Regions from separate parts of the Homo sapiens genome. Here region 1 is linked to region 2. A link is an interaction called in ENCODE POLR2A ChIA-PET data of the cell type or tissue named here. Cell type or tissue: Panc1. All regions are shown on one strand. Links, peaks and the distances in the headings refer to the core of each region. The heading gives the core; the rest is flanking DNA.

What was found. Peaks named below come from ENCODE experiments on the same cell type or tissue, not always from the same donor. Only the 100,000 strongest peaks of a DNase experiment are listed, where the experiment ranks them.
Region 1: POLR2A ChIA-PET joins it to region 2 with 5 read pairs; 2 of 35 experiments call an interaction of 5 or more read pairs at or near these places.

What each region holds. Positions count from the first base shown.
Region 1 is chrX:68,400,487-68,404,883 of GRCh38, forward strand. All of the region lies in intron 2 of OPHN1 (oligophrenin 1), which reads right to left. Among named protein-coding and RNA genes, the nearest start is that of OPHN1, 31 kb to the right of the region's middle. In Panc1, for the core only: no CTCF peak of the experiment used is centred there; no DNase peak of the experiment used is centred there.
Region 2 is chrX:68,306,275-68,310,671 of GRCh38, forward strand. All of the region lies in intron 2 of OPHN1 (oligophrenin 1), which reads right to left. Among named protein-coding and RNA genes, the nearest start is that of OPHN1, 130 kb to the right of the region's middle. In Panc1, for the core only: no CTCF peak of the experiment used is centred there; a DNase peak (open chromatin) is centred at 1,676; H3K27ac peaks cover 515 bases.

The DNA.
Region 1 (4,397 bases), core at 122-4,121, 94 kb after region 2:
CTGTACAGGAAGCATAGTGGCTTCTGCTTCTAAGGAGGCCTCAGGAAACTTACAATCATGGGGAAAAGCGAAGGGGAAGCAGGCACGTCTTTCTTCTCTCTTTTTTTTCTTTTTTCTTTTTTCTTTTTTTTTTGAGATGGAGTCTCGCTCTGTTGCCCAGGCTGGAGTGCTGTGGCATGATCTCGGCTCACTGCAACCTCCGACTCCTGGGCTCAAGCAATTCTCCTGCCTCAGTCCCCTGAGTGGCTGGGATTACAGGCGTGCACCACCATGCCTGGCTGATTTTTCTATTTTTAGTAAAGACAGGGTTTCGCCATGTTGGCCAGGCTGGTCTCGAACTCCCAACCTCAGATGATTCACCCGCCTCTGCCTCCTAAAGTGCTGGTATTACAAGTGTGAGCCACTGCACCTGGCCAGGCATGTCTTTTGTTGTTGTTATTTTTTCTTTCAGGCACATCCTACATGGCCAGAGCAGGGGCAAGAAGAGGTGGGGAAGTGCCACACACTTTTAAAAAATCAGCTCTCACAAGAGCTCACTATCATGACGACAGCACCAAGGAGGATGGTGTTAAACCACAAGAAACTGCCACCATGATCCTTTCACTTCCCACCAGGCACCACCTTCAACATTGGGGATTACAATTCAACATGGGATTTGGGTGAGGACACAAATCCAAACCATATTAGATATACAGTAATAAATCAGAACCAATCCCTCTCCAAAGAAGGAAGGGAGATATTCACAATACAGCTAACTTAGTAATGAGACAGACAGCTACAAGTACAGTGTAAACAACATGTAAGTGAACATCAAGGAACAAAGGGTTAATTCTAACTGAGAAGATATCCTCAAAGGTGGTGGCATTTGGCCCGCTCTAGAAAGATTCTAGATAGACTACCAGGATTACAAAGAAAGCTAAATAAAACTCTACTCAATTCCACAAATACTTTCTAAAAGCCTGATACACACAAGGCCCTAAGTTTCAAATTGTACCGTAACACAATTGTACAGTAACGCAATTGTACAGTAACACAATTGTACAGTGATACAAGACTACTAAGAGACAACTTTTATCTTCCAAGAGCATCCAATGTAGTAGTGAAGATGAGTGCATAATACCAAGCATTATACAAACATCAGGAGATGTAGATTGTCCCAAGAGAGTTCAAATGAGGAAGAAATCATATTCGGTTGGGGAGATCTAGGAAGAATGCAAGGAAAAGGTAAGATTTGAGATGGGCCTTGCATGATGGGCAGACTTCAATAAACAGAGATGTATGGGGGTAAGAGCATTCCAGGAAAAAAGAATGGCCTGAGCAAAAGAGACCGAGGAGAACCAGAGCTGAACACAGGTTTGCAGAACAGTGCAGAGTCCAATTTAGCTTGATAGCCAAAGATATAAAGGGAAGTAAGAGGAGATGATGCTGGAAGACCCTTAGGCCCATAATCTGGAAAACCTTGAAGGTCAGGCTGCACACTCTTTTCTTGAGGAAGCCGGCAGTGTGGAAAACCACTGAAGGTTTCTGAACAGGAAGTGGCATGATGAGTGCTTTAGTTTCAAACAGTTCATCTGGAATCAGTATGGAATGAACCGAAGGAGAAAGGGATAGAAGTTGGCGGCTAGTGTTTTCTCAGGCAAAAAGTGAAAAGTGTTTGAAATGTAGCAGTAAGAAGGAGCAAGAGAAAGGTGGAGACGAATGCAAAAGACACTGCTGGAGGTAAATCTACCAGACTTAGGCATTTATTGGATGTAAGGGTCATGAGAGAGGAAAGAAAGAAAGAAGGGGAGAAGAAAGAAGGGAGAAAGAAAAGAAAAGAAAAGAGAGAAAGAAAGAGAAGGAAGAAGAAAAAGAAGAAGAAGGAGGAGAAGGAGAAGGAGAAGAAGAAGAAGAAGAGAGAAAGAAGAGAAGAGAAGAGAAGGAAGAGAAGAAAAGAGAAGAGCCTGTCTTTGAGGTTTCCATTCTTGCCAACTGGTAGGCTACAAATACCATGAACCAAAATAAAGAAGTCAGTAGGATGTGGGGAAAATGCTTAGCCGGATTTTGACTCAAAGCAAAGGCAAAGTAAATAATGCCTAATGTCAGTATGAACTGAATCATTAAACCCCAAGTATAAAGAAATCTTATTGCATATCTTATGTTGATGGGCCTCATGATCTGTTCTCTTCAAACAGCCCAGTTAGAGTTATAGGTAGTGCCATATCAAGAACCAGAAACCAAAGAAATAGGTCCTGATAAAATCTTCAGAAGAGTGCTTATCAGGTCAGGTTTGCAAATGACTTGAGGCATTGTGATAATGGAAAGGGCCAAGACAGGTTCCACATATGGCCAGTAGTTTTTAAACTTTGGGAGTCAACTAAACTCTAGGGAGATACCATCTTTCTCTCCGAGAAAAACAAACATAGGCACATACTCACACGTTAAAAGATAAAATTGGGGGAGAGGTTTTCACAGAGAGGTGTAATCTGAGGTGTACAGGAGTATCTGAAGTAAAGACTGAACATTTTGATAGCCTGCCTAGAAAGAATGACAGTGTCCTAAAAGATCAGAATTTGAACAAGCCAACACTGCACAAATCAGAAATGGGTGAGATGGGAAGATGATGAAGAAAGCAAAGCCAAAGATGGAGAATTAAGATACAGTCCTAGCCGCCAAATGTCCCTGTGTGTTAAATAGGAAAAGCAGCACAGCTGCCAAATGTTTCAAGTCTACAGACTCCAGCAAGACACTTGATTCAGGAATCTACAGTTTTGGGAGTTTGTCTTGGAAGCTTTCATACCATTAGCCTCAGAGCCCAGATACAGAACCGGTGTCAAATGCCTTTAAGTGGAATAGAATATTGAGATGATCTCTAGGAAGGAAAAAGGCAGCAAATAAGTTTAAACTCAGAGAGGAGACACAACTCCTGGCAGGAAGCTTTCCTAGAGAGAAGGGTAGTGTTAATTACTACTGAAAGATAAAAATCATATGCCTTCTTTTTTGGAATTGCTACTCTTCCCTACAGATCAGCAATTTTTTGAGCATGTGCAAGCGTGTTTTCTTTTTGAAGGTGTTGATGTTGAAATGATAGCTGCTTTCAATTTGCAGAAATCTAAGCAGGGGGTCAGTGTTCAGCAACTAAATCAAAGAGCAATTGTGCCTTTCGACTTTAAAAAATAAACGTCCCTATCATAGACCTACTGCTGTAGAGACTCACAGAGCCGTGCCAATTGGCTGCTTCCTCAAATGTGCCTTGTGTACGATCCTAGGCTCAAGAGAACAAGGCAAAAGGGCAATGGTGAGTCTAAACAGAGGCAGCATTCTGAACTCAGGTACTGCACGAGATGTACTGCTTGATGGGGAGGGCATTTCTTGAGCAAAGGAAACAGTTGTACCATCTAGACTCAGAAAAATGCTAAAAGTGAAGTGCCACAGTCATGTCTGAGGAGCGCTGGAGGGGTGGCACAAGCAGAAGAGTAAGATAAGAGGAAATGAGATGCTGAATGCAGAGCCAGGAGACCTGGGTTGAAGTCTCAGTTTTACATTACCGCTGCGTAACTTTGTATATATGTAAGTCATTCAGCTTCTTTATCTGCACAATAGGCTTAATGATAACAACTCTACCTATTTCAGAGAATTGGTATGGGATGCCAAAATGGTGCAGCCATTATGGAAAACAGTATGGTGGTTCCTAAAAACTTTTTTTTTTTTTTGAGACAGAGTCTCACTCTGTCGCCAGTCTGGAGTGCAGTGGCATGATCTCGGTTCACTGCGACCTCCGCCTCCCAGGTTCAAGCGATTCTCCTGCCTCAGCCTCCCGAGTAGATGGGATTACAGGTATGCACCACCACACCCAGCTAATTTTTGTATTTTTAGTAAAGACAGGGTTTCACCATGTTGGCCAGGATGGTCTCCATCTCTTGACCTCATGATCTGCCTGCCTTGGCCTCCCAAAGTGCTGGGATTACAGGTGTGAGCCACTGCGCCTGGCCAAAACTTTTAAATAGAATTATCATATAATCCAGCAATCCCACTTCTGGGTACATACCCAAAGGAATTCAAAGCAGGATCTCAAAGGTGTATTTGCACACTTATGTACTCTGCAGGATTATTCACAATAGCCAAGAGTTGGAAACAACCCAAATGTTCATTGATGGGTAAAAGGATAAACAAAATGCGGTATATATACATACAAAGGAATAATTATGCAGCCTTAAAAAGGAATGAAATTCTGACACATTCGGGTAGGAGAATAGAAACTTAAAAAAGAATAAACCAAAAAAAGAAAGAAAAGAAGTTCTGACACATGCTACGTGAAAGAACTCTGAGAATGTCAAGCAAAATAAGCCAGTCACAAAAGACAAATACTGTATGATTCCACCAATATGAAGTAACAAAAGTTGTTAAAATCATAGAAA
Region 2 (4,397 bases), core at 98-4,097:
TTAAACTACCTCTGCTCCCAAGCCTCTGCATCAAGCTCTCTCTGCTTTTAGGGGGAAGCCAGGTAAAGATAATGAGCTCTTCATTACTGGAGCTGACTACTACTCGTTACTGGAGCAAATGTTAGAAAAAGATTCTAGGCATTAGATTATAACAAACTTTATCGAAAGATTGGGGAGGAATCAGTAACTAACTGGAATGGGAAGTTGGGAGATACAAAGAAGGGGAGCAAGAATGAAGGAGAAGGAAAATACATGAGCTGCTTCAGAGAAAAGAAAAGCTTTTCTTATCCATAATCTCAAAATCTAAAATAATGTCCAGTATAAAGTAGGTCGTCAATGTTAGCCAAATGAATGTATGACTTTAAAAGAGTAAATCAACTTTTTAATTTCTAAAGGTCTAATTTAATAGATGGAAGCTGTCCGAAAAATTAAATCTACTTTTTCCCCAAATTCATCTTCTTTTTTTGAAACAGGGTCTCATTGTGTCACCCAGGCTGGAGTGCAGTGGCATGATTGCAGCTCACTGCAGCCTTGACCTCCCGGGCTCAAGTGATCCTCCCACCTCAGCCTCCCACATAGCTAAGACTACAAACACACACCACTCCACCCAGCTAATTTCTAAAATTTTTTGTAGAGACAGACCCTTGCTTTGTTTCCCAGGTTGGTCTTGAAGTCCTGGCTTCAAGTGATCCTCCCACTTTGGCCACCCAAAGTGATGGGATTACAGGTATGAGCCACTGCACCCAGCCCCAAAATCCACTTTAATATATAAGCAGTTTACTACCATTTCAGTGGTCCCAGGAATATTAAATAAATGTTGCAAAAATTTAGCACAGCTTACAGTTTCATTACTATAGCTGTATTACATTAGGAATTTATAGAGTGGGTCAGATGTGGTGGCTCACGCCTGTAATCCCAGCACTTTGGGAAGCTGAGGCATGCGGATTGCCTGAAGCTCAGGAGTTCAAGAGCAGCCTAGGCAACATTGTGAGACCCTGTCTCTACCAAAAAAAAAATAATAATAATAATAATAGCCGAGCATGGTGGTGTGCACCTGTAGTCCCAGCTACTCAGGAGGCTGAGGCAGGAGAATTGCTTGAGCCCGGGAGGCAGAGGTTGCAGTGAGGTGAGATCACATGCCATTGCACTTCAGCCTGGGTGACAGAGCGAGACCCTATGTCAACAAAAAAAAAAAAAAAGGAATTTATAGCGAATGGATATACGAAACTCCATGTGAATTGTGCCAGTAATCCATTATGCCATAAAAGCTGCATAAGGATAACCTATAGAAAATTGTTCTGAGATATTAGTGCCAAAGGTACTGATCAACCCAGGGAGTGGAAAAAGGGTGTATCAAGAAAAGGAAATAATGAAGCTCAAGTCCTAATTAGTTTCCACTTATAGAGGAGACAAACTACAATGCAACATGTATAGAACAGGAAAACATGTATAAAACGTTATCTACAAGTACAGGTATATATATTTACCTGTATTGTGTATAACTCCATTTGCACCTAGTTTTTAACTGGGAAGAAACTTAGGTAGCTAAGTTTCAATATGACTCAAAACTTCATGGATGCAACTCTAATTCTAAAGCAGATTACACAATAAAAATGCCCGAGGGATTCCTAGGCTTTGTGGTTTTGACTACTTTCAGTTTGAAATAAAAAATGTTCTCTTAACACATGCATCCCTTTATACTTATGAATTTATTAGTTTCAATGACTCATCACATTACCACCTGGTAAGGTTATGTGCTTTTCCAAAGCAAAATGAGGTAGTGGAAATATCACTAAGACAGGAGTTTTAGTCTTGCCTCTGGAACAAATCAGTTTCATGAGTTTGGGCAAGTTAACTTGCCTCCCTGGGCCTCAATTAATCAAAAACAAAAAAATGCTACTACTTACCAGTTACTGTGGCTTCCCTTTAGTTCCTACAGTTGTGAAAGAAACATAATATCATATACCTCATTGGCTTGTGGGGGGATTAAAATAAGATGTCATGGTGAAGTTCTTTCACAAAAAATAAATTGGCTGGGTGCGGCAGTGGCTAACGCCTGTAATCCCAGCACTTTGGGAGGCTGAGGCAGGCAGATCACTTGAGCTCAGGAGTTCGAGACCAGCCTGGCCAACATGGTGAAACCCCGTCTCTACCAAAAATACAAAAAATCAGGCAGGCGTGGTGGTGTGTGCCTGTGGTTCTAGCTACTCAGGAGGCTAAGATGGGAGGATCACTTGAGCTCAGGAGTCAGAGGTTGCAGTGAGCTGAGACTGTGCCACTGCACTGCAGCCTGGGTGACAGAGTGAGACCCCATCTCACGAAAAGAAAAAAGAAAAGAAAAGAAAAGAAAAAAGAAAAGAAAATAAATCACTTTCTAAATGTAGTTATTTTTATTTTAAAATTTGGCTAACGTTGCTATTAACTAGACTGATATGAACTAATGAGGATATACGCAGTTAGCCTATAAATTTGAAGTGAAACTAGACTAGGACAGTGGTTCTCGCACTTGTTTTTTTGTTTTTTGAGACAGGGTCTAGCTCGGATGCCCAGGCTGGAGTGCAGTGGCATGATCTCAGCTCACTGCAGCCTCAACCTCCTGGGCTCAAGTGATCCTCCCACGTCAGCCTCCTGAGTGGCTGGGACTACAGCTGTGCGCCATGACACCTGGCTATTTATTTTTTTATTTTTTTCTTGTAGAGACAGGGTCACACTATATTGAGGAGGCCGATCTCAAACTCCTGTGCTCAAGCAATCTTCCTGTCTTGGCCTCCCAAAGTGTTGGGATTACAAGTGTGAGCCACTGCGCCCAGCCTGGTTCTTGCATTTTTAAAGGGTTATAGACCCCTTTGAGAATATAAAAAATACTTTCTTCCCAGAAAGATATATGTAACATAAACTTCTGTACAATCTCTACAGTTCCAGATGCCCTAAGAAACCCATGTTAAGAACCAATAAACAAGATAATCCTCAAGGTCTCTTCTCTTTAACACTCTTGAGTATATGTTTTTCCTTTTTAAAATGAGTAAATGAAGTAGCTACTCTATAAATCAGATTGATTTAACCAAAATATCTTCCTCCTAATCCAAATACATAAAAATACTGGGTAAAAGGGCAACAAACATGTGTGTATTTTTAAAATACATAGCAAACTGAGAAAGCAAGAAAAAGAAGCTCCCAAGTACTAGAAATGAAGAACAAATTCAAAGCCATAACAGAGAGCAGCAGCTGAGGCAGTAGAGAGATTAGAACTAGATATACTCAGTTCTCATTATTTACGGATTCTATATTTGCAAATTTGCCTAGTCAATAAAATGTACTTGCAACACCAAAATCAATACTTACGACATTTTGCCCACTCATTCATGGACATGCAAATAGCTATGAAAAATGTGAGTCACCAATATATACATTCTGAGCTTGAAAAGGGGGATACTGCCTTCTTGTTTCAGCTCTCATACTATAAAACAATTGTCCTTTTCCTGGTCTATTTAGTGCCACATTTGTCACATTTTTCTACTTCTTGTTGATGGGTTAGCTGTTTAACATGGCCCCTTAGCATAGTGCTGAAGTACTATCTGGTGGTCCTAAAGGAAAGAAGGCTGAGACATCCTTACAGAGAAAACAAGTAGGTGCTAGATAAGCTTCGTTCAGCCACAGCTTCTAGTGCTGTTAGCCATGAATTCAATGTTAATGAATCAACTATATATATGATAAAATATGGGGTCTTTAAACAGAAACCAGGTAAAACAAGTTTATGTATTGATGGCTGCTGAAAACGTGGAGAGGCTCACAGGTACCTAACCCTGTATTTCCTCTAGGAGAAATGGTTCAGTATTCACTAACTAAATGTTTACATTGACTTTACAGAGCATAACTACCATGAATAACAAGAATTGACTATATGTGGTAGTTGGAATTTTATCAGCAGGCAAAGGGACATTACTTAGGAGCTGGGAGCTTGGAATGAGGTCCCTTCATGAGGTCTACTGGCATATGACACTGTAGGAATACACTAGAGAGTCTCCCATTGTGGTAAAATAAAGTTATCCAGAACCACAAGCTTTTGCTAATTAGAGTTCAAGTTTATACTGCTCACAAAGGTTTCTAAAAGTTAATTTTAAAACTAATCCTGAACCAGCACCACGCAAGCTCTAAGAAGAGGAAAAAAAAAATGCCCCATAAGAACACCTCTATAACCCAGGGCACATAAGGGAATCCCAAAGAAACAACTGCCACCCAGAACTTCACAGTTGAAAATTATAAACCACACTAGGAAACCAATATGAGAGCCAGGCAGCAGTCAAGGCAAATAAGTGGGTTCTCTTCTGTAAGATCTAGGATTATATTACACTCCAAAAAGTAATTTTTAAATATGAATAATTTAAATATTCAAAAAA